Linked DNA regions of Homo sapiens: region 2 is linked to region 1. Evidence: chromatin loops called from intact Hi-C (ENCODE). Cell type or tissue: HCT116. All regions are shown on one strand. Links, peaks and the distances in the headings refer to the core of each region. The heading gives the core; the rest is flanking DNA.

What was found. Hi-C counts contacts between places; a loop is a spot of excess contacts. Peaks named below come from ENCODE experiments on the same cell type or tissue, not always from the same donor. Only the 100,000 strongest peaks of a DNase experiment are listed, where the experiment ranks them.
Region 2: it touches region 1 in a loop (7-fold over the local background); 36 of 110 quality-filtered maps call a loop at or near these places.

What each region holds. Positions count from the first base shown.
Region 1 is chr15:58,180,905-58,185,302 of GRCh38, reverse strand. It overlaps AQP9 (aquaporin 9), which reads right to left. Exons shown (of 6, transcript NM_020980.5): 6 at 1-1,342. The coding sequence ends at 1,168. Among named protein-coding and RNA genes, the nearest start is that of AQP9, 45 kb to the right of the region's middle. In HCT116, for the core only: CTCF peaks have their summits at 2,361 and 2,563 (motif pointing right); a DNase peak (open chromatin) is centred at 2,532.
Region 2 is chr15:57,864,278-57,868,675 of GRCh38, reverse strand. No RefSeq gene overlaps it. Among named protein-coding and RNA genes, the nearest start is that of POLR2M, 160 kb to the right of the region's middle. In HCT116, for the core only: CTCF peaks have their summits at 2,320 (motif pointing left) and 3,185; a DNase peak (open chromatin) is centred at 2,335.

The DNA.
Region 1 (4,398 bases), core at 143-4,142:
CAGCTACTGATCTTCTGAAAGGTAGAGGAATGCATTAGATAACATTCAACTTTCAGTGTGCTCTTGGACAACTCAACTTATCTTCCCTAAGATTTTGTTTCTTTATCTGAAAAATGGGCAATGTGGCATTTGCCTCACATAGTCATTATGAGGATTAAATTAGATAATGGGTGTGAAAGTGCCTTGTGAATTGTTAAGCCCAATAAGGTAATATCTTTTTGGAGACCTCCCACTCTGAAGATTCAGCTAGACCAGGATCCAGTGGCTTTCAGTTTTGGCTTCTAGGGCATGTGTAAAATAATGGACAAGCACAGTCGTTGATATAACTTGTCAAATGTCTGTTCTCAAGTGGGCAATTAGGAAAATACATTTGAGCTAAAAAGACAGAGTGATGTATTTTTCATGACTGAGGTTACAATGGTATTTTAGGTTATTATATACTAAAGACCAGGAAATTAATTGGTGTCCTCTAAAATGCAGGAGAGCAAGAGATTAATCTGATAAATGGTTTCCATTAAAAATTCCATTTGGCTTCTCAAATTCATCTTGTCTCCTGCAGTTTCTGAATGCCACAATGTCCTCCCCTTGTGCCTTCCAGCTGCATTCTCTTGCTCCCTACACCACTAGGTTTGGAGAATATCAGTATTTATACAAATCCAGTAGCATAGCGGGAACTGGAAGCTTAACCCATTAGCTCCCTAATTCATGAATATGTTGACTGAAACCATAGTTTTGTCTTTCAATTTAGGGTTTGGTTGGTACTCAGAATGTAATCTTTGTCGATACTGAAGAAAAGGGTTTTGGTGACACCATTTCATACAGATAGTGCAGCTGAAACCACCCAAATGGGACTATCGTCAAGATGCCGAGTTATTAGTGCTTACCTAGCAAGAATTCCCATCGAGGATGAAATAAACAGGGCAGGAGAGAAGGCTGTTTCAGGGGACAGTCAGCGTTATTCTGGGGGGTGGGGGTGGGGGACAATGGTAGAGAAGTGGTCATTGTTTCCAAACTTTTATGCAGATGCTTTTCCAATTAGATGTCCCATATGGCTAGCAGACAAAACTGGGTGGATTCCACCTCAGGCTTACAAGAACACAGACACTTAGATGCCATCTTTCTGAAGAGAATCCCAAACTGACTGCAAATCCAGAGCTGAGCATGCCACTACATGATGACACTGAGTTCATATTTCTCTGGTTTGTCCTCAGATTGTTCTGTCTTAAAGACTGAGTCAGGCTCTGGATGGTGGATTTCAATGACAAGAACATAGATGAGGCCTCCAATGACAGCACCAACCAAAGGGCCCACTACAGGAATCCACCAGAAGTTGTTTCCAGCTCTGAAATCAAACAAGAAATTAGTGATACATTTCTTGGCCTTCCTCCTGGTATTACTGTCTAGTTTTTCACTCACTTGTTAGTCTTTCTCACACTCATGGTTCCCTCTTAACTCAGCAAGAGCTAAGTATAAGGGGGGCTCAGTGCAGCATGGCAACTGCCATCCTTGACTTTCCACTACACCTGATTTCAGATGATCTATTTAATTGTCCTACTAATATTTGTGAGATATTATGTCTTATTTATTTTCTTTTTATAAAATATAGTGCCTGAGCCCATCGTTAAGATTGAGGGCCCCTAAGAAAGTTCAGGTCAATTATTCAGAATTGCCTTTCCCTCATCCTGAAATAATGATTCCTGTGGATTACAAGCAGAATGTGGAGAGATTCCTGGGCATCATTAGTGTATGAGGACAATCAAACTAATCAATCAGGAAATGTTTTTCAATGAATGAATGAATTTTTAAAAAATCTAAGGTGGATGTGTGAATTGCCTTCTAAATATAATTTAAATCAGTACTTATTTTTTAAGATCTTAGCTTGAGGCTACCCTCTGATAAGGCTGTCATGCCATGGCTCTCTCTCTTCCAGAAATCCTCAATGTTAGTACATTACAGCAAAGCTATAGTTCTGGGGAAAAGCAGGTATCTTTGTGAGTTGTCACCATCTTCTTTGGAGAGAGAAAATCCATGTAAATAATTTCTTAGAAAGGATCAGGAAAGCAAACAAATTATACAGTATATTGTTTAAGGATATATACATTTAAGATAAAAGTATTTTTAAAAAGCAGGGGAATGGAAAACACAAAACTTCAGGATAAATGCAGAGGGGATGGGAGACAAGAGGAGTACCCAGAGGCATGTAAGAATTTCAGTGTTCTAGTTGGATTCTAGAAGGACCCATAGCTTTTCTTTTCATCATTATGCTGAATAACTACACATATGTTCCATGTGGCCTTTTGTATATCTCAAACTTTGATTAGAAAGAACGATAAAGGAAATAAGCAGGACACAAGAACCCTGTCCTAGAATCCAGGAAACTAAGTCTAATCTCAAGATTATCTAGAAGGTCTTTGAGCAAATCAAACCCCCATTCCCCATCGTGAGCTCCATTTCCTTCATCTGCATGGTCCCTTCCACCTGGGGCACCTAAGTGGTCTCCGAAGTCCTCCATTGCCCTTGCAGGGTTGATGGAAGAGCACTGAGCCTGAGCATGGCAGCCACCAGATGTCACTCTTACCACACGGCAGCGAGGATGCTGTACTCGGCCGCCCTCACAGTGCCCTTCCCCAGGCCCCAAATCCAGATGGATTTTTCTAGGGGAGGCACATGGAGGGTGGCTGCCTCTCCCGTTTGGCTGTAAAGACTTGAAGTCTTCTCTAGAGGTCAAAACATGAAGGGAGTATAAGCTACCTGTTGGGTCCATCATTTCCTTTTATGGCAAATTTCTTCCTGTCATTTAGCAGATGAAGGTCCAAGATATCAGCCAGGGTACACGTCCTCTTCACTGGCTGGATGCTTTTTATTTTATCAGATTGGACATGTTGTATCAGGTTCACAAGTCACAAATGGAGGCGCTCAGATGTGGTTACCTGCCTAGCCTAGTCCTATATGCACACAAATAGTGATCATTTGCACACTATGATTCGGGAGATGCCAGGAACATGTGTATGTTAACTGTCTAAAGGACCATCTTTAGGGATTCAATACTTTGGGCCAACTATTTGAAAAATTTAATAATACTCCTGAGAGCTTTCACTGATTAAGTCATTAACAATGTGAATAAGTGGAGAGAAATTTGATGGGAAACATCTTAACATTTAAAGGAAAAACCAAGAGTCTTTGGCCAGGGTCTGTTGACTCTTGCCCTCATCAAACCCTCTGGCATCTCGCTGTACCTGCCATCATTCCACTGCTTGCCGTTCAGGAGTACATGGGGACCTGGGAACAAGGTAGCCTTGTTTTTTTTCTAAGACCTTAGGTGTAGGTCCAAGCTAGGATATCTACTGAGGGATTTCCCTTGAATATAGAACTCTGAGGAAATGAGACACTCTAAGAACACTTTGGAAGCCTGTTGTCCCTCAAAGGTTTTGGGGAGAAATTTTTGGTTGAGGATTACCAGCCAACCCTGCTCTTTCCTAATGGGTTTCTACTTCCCCACTCTCTCCTTTTTCAATCAGTCTTATAGGATGATGCCAGATTAATTTTGCTAAATTGACATTCTAAACCTGCCAAACTTCTGCCCCAAATACTTTGCTACTCCCTATAACCTACAAAACAGGGAGCAGAAGAAAAGCCAAAATTCTCATTCTGGGAGTCCAGGTCCTCTATGATCTGACAACGGCCCTTTCCAACTTTCTTTCTGCACCCTTCCAGCTAGACTAGATCACTTGTGATTTTAACATTGTGTCTTTGAATAACGGTTCTCTCTGCCTGAGATAACCCCTCTGTTGCTTGTTTAAGCATATCCAAATACTATAAATGTTCCCACTTCCACTCCCATAATTCTTAAATTTGGAGCTGTAGACCTCTAAACTCCTGGAGTTAATTAGTCAAATCTCTTTAATGGCACTTGACTGCTTCAACCTTGTGTAAGAGCTTCTGGAATAACCTCTTAAGTAGAATATAAACACAACAGTGAAGGACAGAAACTAGGTCTTATCATCTTTAGTGGAGAGCCTTGAGTAAGATATCAAGTAGCTGCATGAATGAATAAATGACTCCATGGAAGGGAAAAGATCCTGATGCTAGCTAAGGACATGGGACATTAGGTGATTCCAACATTTTCCTTCACGTGAGTTCTCCTAACATATACTTAACAGAGCAAAGGGACATTGGGCAAGATCTCCATCTGTTTTGGAACCACCATGTCTCTTTGACTTTTGAATGAATCACCAAGGAGGTCTCAAAGGGGGTGGAAGAAGAGCTTGGTCTCCAAGACTGAGACTCTGGATGGTGGAATTAAGGGAAACTCATGGGCGAATTCTGGGCTCTGGGAATAAGGAGATCCTTAGGACATATGTTTTTGATGCTCCATTGGAAAGATACAAGAGATCCATC
Region 2 (4,398 bases), core at 326-4,325, 320 kb after region 1:
CTCTGTAAAAACGGACCAATCAGGACTCTGTAAAATGGACCAAACAACGCTCTGTAAAATGGACCAATCAGCAGGATTTGGGCGGGGCCAAATAAGGGAATAAAAGTTGGCCACCAGGTCCAGTTCCTGAAACCCACTCGCATAGGCTTCCACGTTGTGGAAGCTTTGTTCTTTCGCTCTTCACAATAAGTCTTGCTGCTGCTGACTCTTTGGGTGTGCTCTACCTTTAAGAGCTGTAATGCTCACTGCGAAGGTCTGTGGCTTCACTCCTGAAGTCAAGCAAGACCACAAACCCACCAGAAGGAAGGAAGTCCGGGCACACCATCTTTAAGAACTGTAACACTCACCACAGGGTCCGTGTTTTCATTCTTGAAGTCAGCGAGACCAAGAACCCACAGGAAGGAACCAATTCCAGACACACCACTAATGAGTTGTAGGAACTTGGGAGAGTCATTTAATCTCTCTGTGCCTTGGTTTTCTCCTTTACAAAACGTTACATAGTAAGAACCTAGTAAGTGTGAGGTCTCACTGTTGTACTGGCCATTCACACTTTCCCTCCCCTATCAGACCTTAGGCTCTCAGGGCAGGAGCCACAGCTTACTGCGGTATGAGCCTTCTAGCCTGCAGTGGATGCATTTCCCACAGCACACACGCCATCGTTTTTTGTGGGATAGCTGAGTGTTTCACAGAGCCAACCCGATAGCCCTCCAGAGGACCGGCCTGCAATCCCAAAACTTCATCCTGAGAGCCGCAGCTCTGAAAGCCGTGTTTGCGGGGGAGTCTGAGAGCATCTCTCAGGTGCCACAAACTCATTTTAAGGTGAAGTAACCAAACACACCAGTGTCTAGGTAAGACCCCACTTCAGGTGTGGATAAAAGGAAGATGCCTTGTTCTAGAAGAACTTGTGGTGGGAATCACCGCCCACAGTTCAGCCTTCCGCAGTCTTGAGGCGGCAGCACCACCTTTTGCCCCCTGCTGAGGCACGGAGACCACCTGCAGACATGGAGGTTGTGAAGGGGGAGAAGCCTGCAAGGTTTCCTGGGGGAATTATTCCTGGCGATGGGAGTCCCACCGTGGGGTCCCTTTTGCTTCCGTTGCAGGGTAGCAGAGAAGGGAGAGGGTAAAGAAAGGAGCTCCTCTCATTCTCCCTACAGACCCACCGCACCATGTAATCTCTCCTTCCCTTTGGAGGTGAAAACAACAAGAGCACAGGGAATATGCAGAGGACGTCACAGGATGTGCCCATCAGAGAGATGAGCTTTGGAGACTTCCAAGCAAGTGGACTTTGAATACGGTCACAGGGCCCTGGGCTGTGAACCCAGCATCTCAGAATAGGCTTTACTTACACAGTGGTCCCCCAGCGAGGCTGTTCAGGAGCTGCTTATCACCAGTGCATGAGGAGGTAAGTTCAGGAATTTAAAATGTGTATTTAGAAAATCTAATGGCAGTTTGACAAACTAACTTTATTCTTGAATCAAATAATAAAAAAAATTAGGACTTATGGTTAAACTGTTGTGCAAATTGGCTGCTAAGGTGCACAAGAGAACCTTCTGGATGATGGAAAAGCTCTGTATCTTGTTACTGTTTGAGGTTAGACAAGTATATGCATTTCTGAAGATTCTTTTTTGAATAGTACATTTAAGATCTGTGCATTTCACAGTATGTGAAGTATGCCTCAAAAAAAAAAATTCGTAAAAATATTGAAACCTGGCTGGCCACAGTGGTTCACGCATGTAATCCCAGCACTTTGGGAGGTCAAGGTGGGCGGATCACTCAAAGCCAGGGAGTTCGAGACCGTTCTGGCCAACATGGTGAAACCATGTCTCTACTAAAGTAAAAAAAAAAAAAAAAAAAAAAAAATTGAAACATCGTCCGTGATATGTATACTGAACTGTCCAGGGGTGAAGTGCACTAATGTCAGCAACTTACTTTAAGTTCATAAAAAAACAAAAAAAAACAAAAAACAAAAAAAAAACCAAACTTGGATTAATGGATAGAAACACGGATCAATAAATAATAAAGCAAATATAACAAAATGCTAATGGTAGGATCCAGGTGGTGGGTATATTGGTGTTCACTGTACAAAGCAATTATTTCGACTTTTTATATATTTTACAATGTTCACAGTAACACTGTTGGAGAAAATCAGGCCTTGTATTTTCTATGTCTTTATTGTGTCTTTCTAGTAACTTTTATTGCATTTTTAAAAAGTAATGGTCTGTAAAAGCTTAGGGGAAAAACCTGGTTCTTGGACACGGATAGTTTGCAAAACAGTCTAGAACCCAACAGAAAAGCCTGAAGCCCAAAGTCTCCACAGAGCCCCCTGGCGCCCAGGGGCCTTAGTGCAACCTTTTTGATCTAATGGCAGATGTAAAAACGCTCTGTGAAAGTCAGTGAGGTTGGGGTCCCTTTCTCCACTGGCCTCAGGAGGAAAGGAGGGACAGGACATAGGTTAATGGAGTGGATCAAGTCCTGCCGTGATCAGAGATAAAATTCCAGAGACCCTCTGACCGGATCTAAGAGTGGTTCCCCAATTTGGCTGTGAATGAAAAGTATCTCAGAGCTTTAAAAAAAAAAAGTAGAGATTTCTGATCTAGTCCAGATATTCAAAATCAGAATCCCTAAAGGGTAGAACTCGGTAGTGTGTGGGGGGGTGTATGTGTAACAAATTGGCCTGGGGGTTCTCACGCAGCTAGGCCACACTGGTGAGGTCTGAGAACCACTGCCAGAGAAAAGGTGACCAGCGTAGATCAGAATCTCATTTTGCTTTAATTTTAAATTAGATCAGAGGTTCTCAAATGGGAGGGTGCATCAGAACCACAAAGGGATTGTAAAAATACAGATTGCTTGGCCTCATCCCCAGAATTTGTTTCAGAAGGTGTAGCATGAGCTCCAAAAGCGTGCAAGTCTAATAAAGTTCTCAGGCAATGCCGATGCTGCTGACTGAGGGGTACACTTTGAGATCACTGCTTTTGTTCAATGGCTACAACTGAAATGGGCCTTTTTGCCAGATTCTCAACTGGAGGTCTAGGCCTGTGCTATGCTGTTCAGTATAGGGGCCACTAGCCACATGTGGCTCTGTAACTTCCAAGTGAAATTAATTAAAATTGAATAAACTTGAACATTTAGTACTTCAGCCATGGTACCCACATTCCAGGTGCTCAGCATTCACTGGTGGCTGGTGGCTCCCCTAGTGGACAACATAGGTCAGAACATTTCCATCATCATGGAAGGTTCTGTTGGGGGGCACCTTTGCTCATTTCTTCAGGTATCATCACCCTTCCATGTCGATCAGCCTTTTGCTTAGACACGAGATTTCACAAAACCAACCAAGCACGTCTATGGCTTTACACACAGAGGTTTCATTTTATTATTTAAAAGTTTCTTTGAGGACCTACTATGGAAAACTACTGTGCTACGTGCTGTGTGAGCCACAAAGATCGATGGAACAATATCTTTACCTTCAAGTAAGCTTATAAACAAGTTACGAAGACACCTGTACACTTTATACCTATTGAGATTTTACTAGAAAACTCTGCCCACTAAGTGCCACCATTCAAAACATAGTAAAGCAATTACCAACCAATCAGAAATGGTTCCAGTCCCAAGCAGAAGGGCTGGTTACTCCCACAAATTAATAGAGTAATAGTGGCTAGCATCAACTGGGCCCTCACCGCGAGCCTGAATAGTGCACTAAGCCTTTGAAATGAATGGGGATGGTATCAGTGCTCACCTCACAGCCCTGCACTTAAACATGTCACATAGAAGGCACTGGAAATCTCCAAAGTGTCAATTTGAGCACCTTTTCTAAAAAATGACCGGCACTCAGGTCTTGCGGGGAGAGGTAGAAAAAGACAGGGAAGATCTATATTGTTATTCAGTTCTGAGAAAACTTTGAAATGTTCTGACTTTCCTTTGTCAATTTTACAAAAGTTTTCCTAATTTCCACTTAATCATCCACTCTTTTATTTGGCAGCATTCTCCTGAAACTTTGGTTTGAGGGCCACACAGGAGATTCAATGTGAAAACTCCCATAGTACTCCTTCCTCTCAGCTTCTACCTTAACTAGTTTGGGTTTGTTGTCATTCAAAACTAATTAAACAGAGGTTAATTTTCAGAATTGGCAGCTCTTAGGTAATTTTAGAAGCTCAATTTTACTTAAAAAAAAAAAAACTCTATGTGTGGGCTTCACATTACAAAACTACATGCAGGGGGATCATTGGTTGTGGTAATAGAAACTCAGAGGGGAAGTAGGCATCAAAGGAATATAAATACATTAAATCTCTTTCTCACAGACACACAAAACAATTTTCTTTTCAAATGCCAAGAGAAGTAATGTAATGATCTGGATATTGCAGGTACCAAATTCCTGCTCTTGAAGAAAGGGATGGATGGAAC